2 separate regions of the Mus musculus genome follow, and region 2 is linked to region 1. The links are chromatin loops, found by intact Hi-C in ENCODE. Cell type or tissue: heart. All regions are shown on one strand.

The links. A loop is a pair of places that touch in the nucleus more often than their neighbours do. Peaks named below come from ENCODE experiments on the same cell type or tissue, not always from the same donor. Only the 100,000 strongest peaks of a DNase experiment are listed, where the experiment ranks them.
Region 2: a loop joins it to region 1, with 3 times the contacts of the local background. A loop is called at or near these places in 13 of 42 quality-filtered maps.

The regions. Positions count from the first base shown.
Region 1 is chr11:32,705,825-32,713,824 of GRCm38, forward strand. It overlaps Fbxw11 (F-box and WD-40 domain protein 11), which reads left to right. Exons shown (of 13, transcript NM_001271347.1): 3 at 5,948-6,173. Among named protein-coding and RNA genes, the nearest start is that of Fbxw11, 67 kb to the left of the region's middle. In heart, a CTCF peak has its summit at 3,961 (motif pointing left); no DNase peak of the experiment used is centred here.
Region 2 is chr11:32,943,066-32,951,065 of GRCm38, forward strand. No RefSeq gene overlaps it. Among named protein-coding and RNA genes, the nearest start is that of Gm12111, 21 kb to the left of the region's middle. In heart, no CTCF peak of the experiment used is centred here; a DNase peak (open chromatin) is centred at 3,626; H3K27ac peaks cover 1,093 bases.

The DNA.
Region 1 (8,000 bases):
AAACATGACAATGCTTAGGTCACTGCCATACTCCGGCAGTAAGGAACCAAGATACTGTCCAGATTGCAGAGGGTTTAGCGTAGACTATAATACTGGCCTTATGAGTGTCACAAGGACTCTGGCTCTCTGCTTGCACTTGACTTCTCATCCTCTCCGTGCTCTCCTTGTGTGGCCAGGCCTGCTTCTGTCTCCTTGCCATTCTTTTTATTTAACTTTTTTATTGATTCTTTATGCATGTCACATCATGTACCACCAATCCCATTTGTCGTCCTTCATATCTTCCCGTTGCCCTTGCAACCTCCACCCAAAAGACAATAAACAAAACTCAAACCCAAACAAACCAAACAAAAAACCCCATCTTGTCATGGAAGCTGTAGTGTGTCACAGTGTCGCACAGTGTAGCCTTTTATGCATACATCTTTGCTTGCAAATGTTCATTGCAGTGAGTCATTGGTCTGGTTTAAGGCCTCTGGCTTCTTCTACACCATCAATACTGGAACCTCACCAGGACTTCTCTCAGATGTCCTGTTGTTGCCCCGCGTCATGGAGATCCAACAGCTTTGGAGCTACAGTACTGGCCCTTTCATGTGCTCCAGCAGATCATAGATGCAGTAGATCTGTGTTCACTTCTCCTGTCTTCTGCTTCAGGACTGCCCACTGCTGCCCTTGGTTTTGAGCACTAGGACATAGTGCTTGTTCCCCACACCCCCTTTCTCCTGTCCTCTGTCACTGGCCTTGACATTCTGGGACTTTTAAGATTTTATTAAGGAAGAATTTCCCTCCACAGCCATTCTGCTCTGCCCAGGACAGTGACGTTGTAAACATGTGCAAAGGAAACCTTGGAAGTAGTGTCCTCAAAGTAGGGAAGAAGGGCTTCTTTGATCTCACCACACCCTGTGGCCCACCATTTGATGAGTGATTTCATTTGCCTAAGGTCCCACAATGAGTGACCAAGTTAAGATTCCAGTGTCTCGGTTTGGTTCGCCTATTGTGTGTCATTGACATAGACAGCAGTGACTCATATTCAGTGCTGACTCGTGTCAACTGTTGCAGATTGTCCATTGCTCTGTTGGGAAGTACTCTGGGTTGAGTCCAAACATTTTAGAACTTAAAGGATAAAGGAAAAGTGGGCAGTTTGAGAAAGGTTATTCCTGAAGATGTAAACAGAGATCCCCTTGGAAATTTTTTTTCCTTTAGTTTTTCGAGACAGGGTATCTCTGTGCAGCCCTGGCTGTCCTGGAACTCACTCTGTAGACCAGGCAGGCCTAGAACTCTGCCTGCCTCTGCCTCCTGAGTGCTGGGATTAAAGAAAGGTGTGCCATCACTGCCTGGCTCCCTTGGTAATTTTAATAGAGCCGTAATGGACCTTCCAAAAACACTGCAGAGCAGATGTTGGAGTTTAAGTTTTGTGTTCCATCTTAAGAGTTCTGGGGCTGGGTGGTGGTGGCGGACACCTTTGATCCCATCGGGAGGCAGGGGCAGGCGGATTTCTGAGTTTGAGACCAGCCTGGTCTACAAAGTGAGTTCCAGGACAGCCAGGGATACACAGAGAAACCCTCTCTCCCCTACCTTCCCCCAACCACCCCCCCCCCAAAAAAAAGAGTTCTAGGTTTGGGATGGAACCTTAGAGCAGCCTGGCTGCCAGTGAGGTGTCTGTCGCTCCTTTCCGAGCACTGCCCACCCACTTCCCCTTCTCATTAAGGCTCCATTTAGCTGTTAGGTAGCAGCTTCAAAAAGGGAAAACCCAGTCATGTATAATCTCCAGTTAATGGGCATCTGTTGAGCCTCTAGGTTACCAAAGGGATAATTACACAGTACTTCTTTGTGTAGTAAACACAAAAAAGAAAAGAAAATGTGTTCCAAAGGCAAGTCAGACTGTTAGTGACCAACAGCATCCTCTTCTTGAGGGAGAAAATTGGGGCAGTCATCTACTCTTGCTGGGGGAGATGGCAAGGCAAGGCCATTCCCCAGATCAGCTATGGAGCAAGTGGGAGGGAGGCCTTGTCTCTTTAATTGCTGGTGGGTGGGATGCATTACTGAACAGCAGACGTTCTAGGAGACATTGTGTGCAACTATTGGGAACTTGTGAGTCTCTGAGTTTCTGCCACAAGCCATAGAACAGCAGTGATGATGAAGGTTACCCCACAAGCTTCATGCCCAGGCTCTGTAAGTGAAGACTGTATGCTTACTATTGATTTAGGAGGATAGCTTCCTGACCCAGCATGGTGTGTGTGAGCAACAAGCCAGAGTTCTTGGGTTTGTATCCCTAAACTCTAGTTTGGGATCTCAAAGTTTATGTCTTGTAGTCATTTAGGTTTTGCAGAACTTGGCATAATTCAAATAACTTGTTTTTCCCCCTTTAGAACACTTCAGTTATGGAAGATCAAAATGAAGATGAGTCCCCAAAGAAAAGTGCTCTTTGGCAGGTAGGCATGATAAGCTAGCAGATGACTGTAGATAAAGCTCTGCCTTTCCTTATGTCCTCACCGAGAGCAGAACCCAGCCTCTGTTTTGTATAGGGTTGCCAGATTCAGAAGCCACCCTGCTTGTCCACCGTTCCCTCTGGGGAGTATCCTTACTGCTAGTAAAGCACTTTGGAGTTTTCTGGAAGATTCCAAAAAGGCAGTATCCTGAAATACCAACTTCGTGGCCTAAGATAGACTGTGTGGAAATCCTCCATCACGGGGATGGTGGAGGCTTAGAGCCAAGTGTAGACTGCTGTTTTTCTCTGTCTGCAGCCCACCCTCCTCCCTGCTCTCCCTATGAGGGTCTGTCTCCTTTCAGATCAGTCTCCTTTCCTGGCTCTCTCACTTTCCTGCCCAATCTCCCCAGCTTTGTGGTGGGTGTCTGGGGAGCACACAGACCTTCATGGTTTAGTGTTTTCACTAAGCATGCTGGTGAGCATTTTTTTCCTTTGTGAGGACATGAGTAAAGGCACAGTATATATAAAGGAAAAAAAAGTGACCTGGGCACATTTGAAAACTATAAAGTAGGTTAGTTAGCTAGAATAGTGCACGCCCAGCAAGTGTAAGATGACGTGGACCAAGGTGAAATAATGGCAGCAAGGCTGCAGGGTTTGTCTGGGCCACGGGGTCTGGGATAGTAGCTGGAAATGCACTCCTAAGCACACAAGTGCCTGTTTGTCTTTTTGAACATTATGTATGTGTAAGAGGAACATGCGCGACCTTCTGCACCGCTTTGCTGTACTGCTCTTCACTGTGACCTTTAGTTTACTGTGGCTCCCAGCGCCTTAGCACCCAGGTTCCTTCATCTGTTCATCTCCTCATTGGTTGGTTACTCAGTGGAAACTAGATGGTAAATGAGAAAGTGGATGTGGGAATACTGTGATCTAGAAAGCGGGGCACAGGTGTAGGCTGTCACCATCATTCTGTTTAACCTGTTGTGACCGCAGAGGTTCTGGGGAATTGTCAGTAGGGGTGGAGTAAGAGAGGCCGAGCACATGGGGTCTTTGAGACTCCACAGTTGGCGTTGCCGTGTGCAGCCTCATTCTGTCCTGGTTATTGTGCTCACACCACCATAAAACCCTGCATATCTCGCCTTTGCTCCTTCCCATTATTTTCAAAGCTGTCAGTGGTTAGTCCAGCCTCACTGTATTTAAAGCTGGACCGCAACAGCTACACTGCAGTGTTGCTGTGCAGAAAGATAAGTTGTGATTTGCATTACCAATGCTTGTAATTAGACACTTATATTTTCCTGTTACAATGTTGTGATACTGTTATGCTTAAAATAGCATTGAGATCTCCTTTTATGTTTATCCTTTTATACTTGATATCTTATGTAAGATCCCCTTATATATCTCCCTTTATATTTGCTGATATTTATCATAGCAATGAGTTTTTACTTTGTCTTAAGTTCTTCTATTGAGGCAAGTAGATGAGGAGTCTTCCAACAAACAGAACTTTTAGAATGCCTGTTCAATGCTGCCCTCTGGTGGTAACAGAGGCCAATTAAATTATCCCTCATTCCGGGAATTGGGGATGACATGGAGATGTGGAAATGGATGGTTAATATAAATTAAGTAGAAGATGAGTGCTTTCTGACCTTGCTGTAAATGTAGAAATAAAAGCATACTTGAGATGTGAAACTGAAATTATTTTTGTCAAGGAAGGTCAGAAGTTTCCTTTGAAGTTTACAGAGGTTCTCGTGTGTGTGTGTGTGTGTGTGTGTGGTCTAGTTTAATATGAGAGCATACTATTAACAAGAGCTCTTCATTCCTTGTAAGATGTTGGGAACAAGTTTCTAATGGAAGTAATGGACATTTGTAATTCACCTCTTCAGGTCTGAAAATCCTCTAGGGTCTTACTTTCTGTTAGTGTATGCACATAGGCTATCAGAGGACAGATGGCTTGGCAGTGGTATGACAAAACACTGATGTGGCTAGGTGATGGCACACACCTTTAATTCCAACACTCAGGAGGCAGAGGCAGGTGTATCTCTGACCAGCCTGGTCTACAGAGTGAGCTCCAGGACAGCCAGGGCCAGACACCTCGTCTCGAAAAACCAAACCAAACCAAAGACCTGATGTGGCTTTTAAATAGCATTATAGTGGTTGTGGCTTTGAATCTAGGGATGTAGACTGTTATTGTTATGGTGATGGGGGAGTATATGGGTACATGGTTGTGAGTATGCAGATATGTCTGGACATTGTCTTCTGTTGTTTGGCCAGCAGTTACTAACCATCTGAAGTAATATGGAAGGGTCAAAACTATTAGGAGAATAGCCGGGCGTGGTGGCACACGCCTTTAATCCCAGCACTTGGGAAGCAGAGGCAGGCAGATCTCTGAGTTCGAGGCCAGCCTGGTCTACAAAGTGAGTTCCAGGACAGCCAGGGCTACACAGAGAAACCCTGTCTCGAAAAACAAAACAAAACAAAACAAAAAACTATTAGGAGAAAATGAAGCTTTATAGATGGATTTACTTTTAGGCTTCTCCTCTATTTAGATGGGGGGGAGGGGGTGTCTCAGTATGATCCCTTAAAATGCAGTCTGGTCTAGCAGACTCAGCAGCACTTGGAAACTTAAAATACAGATTCTGAGGCTCTCATCCAGACAGATGGAGCTCGAATCTGTGTTACCAGGCACTCAGCTACTCCAGCGCTTGCTCAGGTGTGTGAACCAACCCTGCTCTGGTTTTGATTGCTCTTGGTGCCTATGGTCAGCTGCAGTCTAAACACACTAAATGAAAAATTTCACAAGTGTAGGTAGGGAGAACATATGTACATATTGTACTATATTGTTTTAAGTATTTTGTTATTGTCAATATTTTTGCTATGCATAATTTATAAGCCCTGCTTTATCATTGGTATGTATGTATGTATGTATGTATATATGTATGTAAAGGCAGAAATATGTATGTAGTGTTTGGGTCCATGGTTTCAGGCCTGATGTCTTGGAAATATCTTTTTTTTTTCCTCCTTTTTTCTTTTCTTTTTTTTTTTTTTATTAGATATTTTCTTTATTTACATTTCAAATGCTATCCCGAAAGTTCCCTATACCCTACCTCCGGAAATATCTTGAATATAAGAGAGACATTAACTTTTAATTTTGAGGACGTGGAGACAGATTACTACTAGCCAACTAGATGCTGGCTTATCAAATTGGGCATTTAGTGCCTCTAAGATGATCATCTCCAAATGAGTTTTCTAATGCTGGAGAGGTGGTATGGTACGCAATGGGGAATAGTGAGCTAAGGCACCGGTCATCTTTACAAACAGCTGCAACTTCAGTAATTACTATGGTTGTTAATTTGAGGCTATGGGCCCTCAATGCATTTTAATTGTGTGATAAATGGATGAACAAAAGAGCTTAATTTGACTTAGGTTCAAATTGGTATTTTGAGGCTAAATCCATAGGACAAAAGAAATTTCTAATGAAATTGATTACATGCCTTTCTAGCTAATTATTGTTTCTTTGTTTTTCCAAAACAGATCAGTAATGGAACGTCATCTGTGATTGTCTCCAGAAAGAGGCCGTCAGAGGGGAACTACCAGAAAGAAAAGGACTTGTGCATTAAGTACTTTGACCAGTGGTCTGAATCAGATCAGGTGGAATTTGTGGAGCATCTTATCTCACGGATGTGTCATTATCAGCATGGACATATTAACTCTTACCTGAAGCCCATGTTGCAGCGGGACTTTATCACTGCTTTACCAGGTAGGTAACTGCACTTCTCACGGTTGATGGGCAGTGTGTGGTGCCTAGCCCTCAGTGCTGGCAGTGCCAAGTGTGCTCTGTGAAGTGAATGGCAGAATGAGTGTGTACACTGTGAGTTGCCATTTCTGGACAGCCACTGTATTTGTAGTTAGATTTTAATCCTTCCTCAAGTGCCATGTAGTAAGATAGAGTAGATGAATTTTTAGGAAACAAAGGCCACTTTTGTGATTGATCTTGCTGCGTATTAGTCAATGCTGTTGCTTTATTTAGTTGCTTTTCTGTTTTTAAAGATACACTATTTAATTTTGGTATGTAGACAATCTGTATTTTACATGTAATTTTAAGAATGTATGGAGCGAGGCATGGCAACTCATGCCTGTTCTCCCAAAACTTGTTAGGTTAAAATGGGGGGATTATTTTGAGGCCAGCCAGAGGACATACAAAATACATGTGCACACATGTGCGCACGCGCGCACACACACACACGTCTACTTTTCCTTAAGTCTGAATCTTGGCAAGCCTCAAAGAGTTGAGATTGTCCCCTTGTCTGAAGTGATACTTAGGCAATGGCCAAGAAACCGAGGAAACTGGTAATGTGTCTTTGTTAATGTTTTTTTTTTTCCTTTCTTTTTTTGTTTCAATTTATTTATTTTACGTATGAGTGTCTGCATGTATATCTGTGTGCCCATGGAGGTCACAAGAGTGTTGGGTACTCTGGAACTGGAATTAGAGGTGGCTATGAGCCGCTGTGGCTGGGAATCAACCTGGGTCCTTTTCAAGAGCAGCAAGTGCTCTTAACCTCTAGGCCATCTCTCCAGCCTGTTAACGTTTGTTGACACTGCTTTGTCTACTCCTTAGTGAAGCCCCTCCATCCTCTCTCATGCATGTGCACTTATGGGTAGTTTTCTGATTAAGTGTTACTTGTATTTATGACAGTTTTAGTCCTGAGCAAAGTCTTTAAGAAAAAAAAAGTACAGAGAACTCTTATGCTCCTACCTGTGCCCATGCCTCCCACAGCACAGCATCTGTACTGTCATTGTCCTGCTGCATTTGTGTTCATGGGGGAACCTATTGATAAACCATCATCCCCTGACTCCATAGTAGACATTAACCTGTTGTGGTACGATTAGACTGTGTGACATGCAAACCTGCACCCATCACTCTCATGGAAGGTCTTTACTTTGTCTTCAGTTTGGTTGGTAAGATGTAGAGCTCTGACTTGTGAAGAGAATGTTGGTTCTGTAGCGCTTACTGCCGCCATGCCATGCCAGTACAGGTCTAGGAGCCTCCCATGATGGGTCAGTACTACTGCAACAGACCTGCCTCAGGAACAACAGGTTTGCAGCTGATGGTGCTTTCTTTCATAGCACACAGAGGACCTGGCTGAGCTGTAGTTCTAGCCTGGAACTTGGATTACAAGTGACAAGGAAGCTTCTAATGTCTTCTCACTCTTCTTTCAGAATTTATGAGTTTGTTTTCTACACTGAGAGTATAAAGAATATTTGAGAGTTAGCTTGACTCTGCTGATCTTTCAATGACAGACTAGTGTCCCGTCTTCCATTAGTTGTCTTCTAGAAAAGCAAATAGAAACCCCTTCCATCCAGAATTACAACATTTAGTTGCTTAGTCCAGTTTCTCATTAGGCAGATTATAAAATGACAAGGATCAGAGAAATTGGATGACATTCCCTCGGGTCACCTGGCTTGTTTGCCATGTGCTATTGTAAAATGATGGTGGACAGATATCGCTTCAAAGTTAGCACAAAGGATGAAATCACTCAGTTAAGATTACTCTGGGAGAGTCCTTAAGTTGATCATGAATGTTAAA
Region 2 (8,000 bases), 240 kb after region 1:
CCCATGCTAGATGGAGTGGCAGAGTCGATGACGGACTGAGAGAGACAAGACAACTTGAACCTTGGCTAGTTTGTTTACCTTTCTCTATGAAAGACCATGTCAATCAAACAGAAATGCAAGCCGAAGCAGGTGCTTGAAGAAAAAGTTGAATAACTTCTGGGTCATGGAAGGAAATGTATCAAGGGAGCCACCCAGTACCCGGTCTTCAGTGCTAGAACCTCTCATGAGAAACTGAGAATAGAAATTTCTTCCTGGGTGCCAACATCCATAATTAATTTTAAAACTTCCAAAGCCTGAAGGAGAGAAGCAAACCTGGCGAACCCAGTTGCCTGACATCAGTTTACAGCTTTGGCCTCAGAATTAGGCCCGGCTGCCTGGTTTCTTCATTAGTCTCTTCACTACCCACCAAACCTGGTTTTGTATTAGGGTCATTTCACAGATAGGAAAACTGAGGCTCAAAACCACATGCCAAGAGCTAACGGTAAAAATGGATCAAGATTCAAGCCCTGTTCTGTCTAGGTCGTTAGACTGGTCACATCAATTGGAAACCCTCCCCTGGGGTCCTGGGCACAGAGGGGTGGGATCTGCTGCTTCAAGGCCTGACTCACATCTCTACCAGCATCTAGACTGAAGACTCTCCTTCCTACAAGCTCAACCTCTGACTGGACTTGGGACCAGTTGGCCCCACATGGGAGCCAGGCACACATAGCACTGCAGATGCATGCTCCCGTATAGAAGGGCAGGTTCAAGACAGACAGGGGTGGGGGTGGGGGTGGGGTGGGGACGGTGGATCTGCATGCTCCATGGTCCTTGTGGCCAGTCTTTGTGCCCCTGGCTCCTGCTCCTCTCTCCACACTTTCTCTCGATGCCTCCCCACTTTGCCTTCTCCTCTTCCTCACTCCTGTTTCCTGCCCTTCATCTATTCTCTCCTCAGGTCCATGTCTTTCCCCATTTCTCCTTTTTCAGTTCCTCTCCACCCTTTTCTTCCCTCTTCTGGTCTTTTCTCGCCCTCCCCCTTTTCATTTTCTCTTTTACCTTCTCTCTCCATCTCTTATGAAATAAGACACTAAAGCCCTTCACTCCCACTTCCTTGCAACACCACATACAGAGTAAATAAAAAGACTGCCTGCCCTCCAGGAAGCAGACCTCCATGTCCCTCTGTCTCTGTCTCTGTCTTTCCCTGTCTGTCGAATGACTTGGCATCCAATGTCGAGTTAAGTGATTTTCCAGGCACAGCTGAACTGGTGTGTAGAGGCTGAAATGCTTCTAAGGGCAGCTTTCATCTGCAAGCGACTAAAACGTCTTGTTCTTGCTGTCATTGCTGTATTCCTCCCCTACACACACACACACACACACACACACACACACACACACATACACACACACACACACATACACACACACACACACACACACTCCTACACACGCACTCATACCTATACACACTCTCACACACTCATACATATTCACACATACACTCATACACACACTCACATACTTCTACACACACACTCACACATACATTCACACACACTCACACACATTTCCTCATTGATCTTCCTATGAAGAGAAAACCCTCTTGGCCTCAAATCTCTAGGAGTGTTCTCTTTGCAAGTCTTACCTTGAGAAAGGGTAGCTAGACTTGCTGACCAAGTCGTGTATCCCAGGGAATGCCTCTTTCTTGGGTTGAGCAGGCAGCATAGACACAGATCCTGAAAAGTGATATACCCAAGGTCATTGGATGGCCTAGAGCTGAAATCTAAAATACCAAAGGCTCTTCATGCTCTCTGGGGAATGCTTTGGGGTGGGGTGGGTTGAGCCATGGAAACAAAGGTGGAAAACCCTCCTTGGACAAGTGTCCATACCACAGAACACCCACTTTTCATAGACAGGAATAACATGGGGTCTTTTGTACCAGCTTTACTGAGCAGACGTGTTATCTGCTATCATCTTACTGCAGGATTCTGGGCAATTTTGTCCCGAACCTGAGATGTTAGTCCCTTATCTATAGGGTAAGGTTATTGATGGTTTCCTTGCCTAGTTATAGTAATTGTAATTTTGACACTCTAGGTCATTGTAGGCTACAGAGTGTTTAATATGGGTTTAGAATAAGCCTTATGAAGAATAAGAAGCAAAAATTCTTTGGATTATTGTTCAAATTTAGCCTCAGGGCTTACATTCCAGAAGGGAAACAGAAACGCATGGAATGCTATTCTTACCACCTACTCCTCAGCCAGGGCAGACATTACAAATCCATCACTGGCTTTCAGACATTTCCAGTTGATCAATACTGAAACAAACAGCACAAATTGTTCATTTTCCATCTTGTTACAGAAGGGAAAACAAACTTCCTAATCCAAGTGTAATGGTTAGTCTTGGTTGTCGGTTTGACTGGATCTGGACTCAGTTAAGAGACATGACTCTGGGTGTGTCTGTGAAGAGTATTTCCAGAAAGTATTAACTGACAGCATGAGACCCTCCCTCAGGGTAGGCAACAACCTCAGCCAGCTAGCCCAGATAGGAAGAAGCCAAAGATAAAGCAGTGTTGCTTGCTGCCTTTGTGTCTTGCTGATAAGTGAATCTATACTGCTTCTGCTATGCCGCCGCCGCAGTTATGTCACAGACAACAGACTTACATTTATTTGGTCTTCTAATGTAGAATGCCACCAGCTCTCCAAGAATCTTCCAGGACTTCAGCATTACATCGGGACTATGGAGGTACACAGCTTCACAGGCTGGGTAGCTGTAGACTACTATGGCTCTCCTCCATGCATACATCCCCAGATCCTATTATGTAAGCCATTATAGCAATTCTTTTCACATATGTATATATTTGTTGCCTACAATAACTCAGAAACTCAGATCAAATGCCTCTTTGGCTCCAGAGACAAAACCTCAGCCCCTTCCTCCCGTATATGCAGTCTGAACTTAGTCTTTTCCATATGAGACATTATCCATCCTTCATGATGATCCAAAAAAGACCCAAGGCTGGCCGTCAAAATTCATGATATTTATAAACAGTAATCCCAGTTTGTGAACCAGGCTTACCCACCTCCAAAGGTCATCAGTGTGTAAGCTTGGGCTAACCTGTCTCCAGAGGTCATCGGTGTGTGAACCTGGGTTAGCCCATCTCCAGACATCATCAGTATATGATCCTGGGCTAACCTGTCTACAGAGGTCACCAGTGTTTGAGCCCTGGCCCACCTACCTCCAAAAGTCATACTTCATTTTCTTTCCACATTACAAGGATGGCCATCCCAGTTCACCCTGATTATAAATGGCAACCAGTACCCCAGCCAGTGTGTGAACCTGGGCTCACAGACCTCCAGAGGTCATATTTTGTCAATGTCTTTCCATACCACTTCCCCTCAAACAGGAATGAGTTTAGCAGGTCAGGCAAGACTGTGGATATCATAAAGGCCATTGCCAGGATTCCAGGGAGAACCAAAGCATGGCCACCCCTTTTCCAGTAAAGACATTGACTCCTGCTGGATTCTGGGATCCTGCCAGGCCTGGAGTCCATCTCCTGGGAAGGACAGCACATGCTATTTTGATACTGAGCCTGTGCCATGAGCAAAGTGATAGACAGGCCTTTTACACAGCTCAGAAGTCAAGTTCACAGAGTTGTTTCCTGTTTGGCTCACACTGTGGGCAGAAGCCCAGGGGCCCTTGCTCTGCTAACGCGCTCATCAGCCTAATAGGAGAACAATTACCAAGTCAGGATCCAAATTTAGCAGCAGACACTTCTTTAGTAACTGGAGGGCTTGTGACTTTCAAGAGGAGTGGACTGTTGACACAAATTCTGGGTAGTGCTCTTTTTTCTGAAGACCAGAGCTGTCCACACTGCTAATGGCAGAATCATTAGGTCATGGCTGAGGTCCAGGAGTGGCCAGAAAACTAGCAGCTTGGGAACACGCTGACTTATCTAAAATTAGCCAGCGAGTTTAGCTTCTTAGCTGTCAACTATAAATTCATTTAAATGTATCAAAAAATAAAGAGGAGTTCCAGGAGGCACAGAAAAGGCCCAAGGATGCTCTCCCAAACATGCTTTATCAGGATGCTCCAGGGATGAGTAAAAGGCACTGGTAGAGATGTCATCCATCAGTGTATATATGGCACATCAGAGCAAACAAGAGCAAGCAGTGTGGACAGCAGGAGTATAGAGGAGAGCGTGGTCGTCAGTATGCAGAAGCAGCCGTCTGCTAAGTCTAACCTCAGACAGAAAGCACCAATGTGACCCAAACTGACCATGAGCTTGCAAGTTCACCAATGAAACCAAAAGGATTAGGGTTTGACTCCCAGCCTCGCCATGAGACTTGTGCAAATAATCTCTCCTCCAGAAATGTGAGTTTCCCCTTGAAAGGACGCATGGGAAGAGACCAGTTGGCAATGGCTAGCCCAGCAGCAAGCAGCTCTGACGACTCATGAGCCACCCTTAGGTCTAAGCACCCTTCTTACAACGACCTCGTTGCCTTCACAGTTACACCGTGAGGTAAGCACCCTTATGGATTTCCATTCTCTAACTAAGGAAACTTAGGCACACAGCAACGCTCACCTCCCAGTAACAGCACAGAATTTGGAAGCTACCATAGGCAATCTGGTGACCACATCAGTCCCAGTGTCGTGCAGAATCTCTGTGCAGGCAGAGAAATACCCATGCCACTGGGTTCTCCAGACATGATCAATTGAAATGCAGGGCTTTTTCTTCGGTCCTACAAGTATGGCTTTCTGAAGAACTGTGCATATTTTTCAAAATCTGATATAAATAGCTCTTTTAATTTTTCTTCCTTTGTACCCCATCCAAATATCAGCCAATACCAGAGAGAAATTGGTTCTGGTCAGCAGTGACAAGGTCAGGGCTCCTTTGGAGGATCCTTGCCAGTGCAGGCTCCATCCTGGGCTGAAAAATCATGGCATTTATTTTAAGCTGAAACAATCTTATATTTAAAGCTTGTCATCAGGCCGAAGTTTGTTTATTGCATTCCATAATTATGAGGAATATATTTTAAATAGAAAAAGATTTAAAATGTAGGACAGCTGCAAAAAAAAAAAAAAAAAAAAAAAAACACGATGCCAATCACTGCGAGGCAGCCACATCTGGAGTCAGCCACATCTGGAGTCAGAACTTGGGTGGGAAAAGCTTGTTTTGCATTTTTATGACCAGATGCATGCAGATTAGATGTACCTTATAAACTTCACCCAGACAACTGTCAAGACCAATCAGCTTTAATTGAATGGGACATTTTCTCCAGCAATCCCTCCTGAGCCCTGGCCAAGAATCCCCCCTGTATTAAGCATAGGCAGAGCAAGTTCTGTTAGCTGTGCATAGAGTGATCTGTCAAACACAGGCCAAATTCAATACTGGACTTCATTCCACAAAGACTCCAATTAGACCAGAATGAAGTCTGGAAAGCTTTGAAACGTCTCCTTGGCCCTGTCACATCGAGACATGACCAGTAGAAAGGGGTAGCTGAAGCCTGCACCCTGTGTTAAGTCCCTACACTTGAACACTTACTGTGTAACACTCATGTTCCATGCCTGCTCCCTCTAGGTCCTTCCAGCAGTCAGTCCAGTGGATGGGGATGATTCTCCCATTTTAAAGACCAGGAAACTGAGCTCCAGAAGGCTGGAGAGAGACACTCTGACTCAAGTTTGCAAGACAGGAAAGCTTGAAAAGTCCCATCAGCCATTTTCATTGGAACAATGGCAGTCTCAAACCCCCCTGGGACGTGCAGACACGTGGGAGAGCATAGAAGGCCATTGCAATGACTGAGGGGTCATGACTTCCATGAACACCAGGGGCCGGGAATGCCAAACCTCTTAAAGCTTGGAGGACAGAGTGCCAACAGCCGTTCTAATATAGCAGCTCTGGCCTCCCACAGGCCAGCACAATTAGGAAGACCACAAGCAGGGGTGTAAAGCAATAGATGGTAAGAATATTTTCTTAGTCTAGATTGCCAAGTTAGTGCATGCTGATAGCCAGTGTATGTCCAGATGCCAACCATACTGATGGAGAAGAGAGGAAAGGGGCAGGAGGCTTCCTTTCTCCTGTGGAGCATCCCTTTAATGTTAGCCTGCAATTGCTACCAAGGCCATTAGCATTATTTCAGAGGTCCACAAACCAAAGCAGGGGTCTGCTGCAGGAATGGGAGAGTAATAAAAATGTCATGGCCCAGATTTCTATTTCTCACGTGTGGAACAAGACAAACTCAGGAAAAAAAAAAAAGGCAATCAATCCTAACACAAATAATGACGTAGGATGTCCCATCTTTTATTCCATGGACTTGACGTGTGCCACGTCGGATCCCCATGGCAGCTTTTAGAGAAAATAGAGAAACTAAGGCTCAGGAGTAAAGGGTGGCAGTCCAAAGTGATACAGGAGTGTTGGCCCAGCAAATCCTGGGCCCCATTCCATGAACGGAGCTCACAGGATCATGGGAGCTGTGTTTTTGATGTTGCAAACTGAAGAACATCATAGCTAATCTGAGTGAGTAAACACAAACTGAAGACGTTACTTGCTTGTTTTTTTAATTACCTTTGGAAATGGTTTTACTAGGATTCCAGAATGAGTGATTAGCTAAGGACCGGGGCATCCCAGTGTCAGTTAGCACAGGCATCCATGGAGGTCTCTTCTCCCCAGCGTGATGTAAGAGTTCTGTTGTCTGGGTCTGGGTCTGGTAGCAAAGAGGCTTCCACAAGTCTGAGGTCTGAGATGCTGCTGATCTGGTTACAAGAGATTCTATTAAGGAAAAGGCTCTTCCTGACAGAGGTTTTCGTCAGCACTGGCCCTCCTGGAGATGCACTCCTCCTGGAGAAGGCTGATTTGGATGTTGTCTTTTTGTGAATCAGAAACAAAATCAACAATTTACAGCAAGGTTTTACACATAAAGCTTGCAAAGTCGGATGCCTCCAGGTGTCCAGATGGGGGAAATGAAACGGACAGTCTGGATGCCGCACGCTGTAATAGGGAAGGACAGGGGTTTCGAGGGATTGAGGAGCCCGTGCCAGTTGTAATGTTGAGTCTTTAGACTGGTACAGTTTTTGAGTTTTTTAAAGAGAAAGTATAGGATTTAGGTGTAGTCTGCAGGCATTTGAAGGCTGATTAATTCCAATCTTTGTTTGTTGTAAACAAACAAAAAACTAATTATGTGTGCCAAGCCCCCCTCCCCCCCCAAAAAAAACCCTTGTATTTTTATGGGACCTTTGGACTGTTGGGTTCTTCTTCTGTACTCCTTCCCCCAGAAAACATCAGAGAGGTCAGAATTTTCATGGATGGAATGGGACTTGTCTCAGCTTCTCCCCCCATTTCCTGAAGGTCCATGTGCTCTTACTAGTTGAAAGAGCCAAGTGGACCATCAGAAATGACACGGCACAACCAAACAGCCAAAAGAGAAACGTCATCTTTAAAATAATAGCCTTTTAAAGCAGGGGAAAGCAAGCAGGGCGTGGAGGCTCTCACCTTTAACGCCAGCACTTGGGAGGCAGAGATGGGTGAGTCTCTGTGAGTTCCAGGCCAGCCAAAGTTTCAAGACTCTGTCTCAAAAAACAGATATGGGAAGGACATGTAAAGAAGCAGGCACCCAAAGAACAGCTTCTGGGAATTTAAGTTCTTAAGGAATAGAGGCAGGCAGGAATGAATTGTGGGCGCCCTGCCTGGGGAGTGGGATCCTTCCCTCTGCAGGGCATTCTGGTCACTCTCTTAGCTAAGTAGACCCTGGGGCAGAGGCAGAGGTGGGGGTGGGGGTGGGGGGGCAGTATAGAATGTCAGGAAAACAAAGGGGTCTGACCCATGATTGAAAATCTCCATCTTACCAGACAGTGTGACATTAGGCTAGTGACTGGCTCTCTATGAGTCTTGGTATCCTCAGCTAAGAAATGGGGACAACCCAGTTGAGCAATGGAGCCAACCACCCAGCTCAAAAATTTTAACACAGAATTGTTCCTGTGTAAAGGAAAAGCAGGGACAAAAAATGGAGCAGAAACTGAAGGAAAGGCTATCC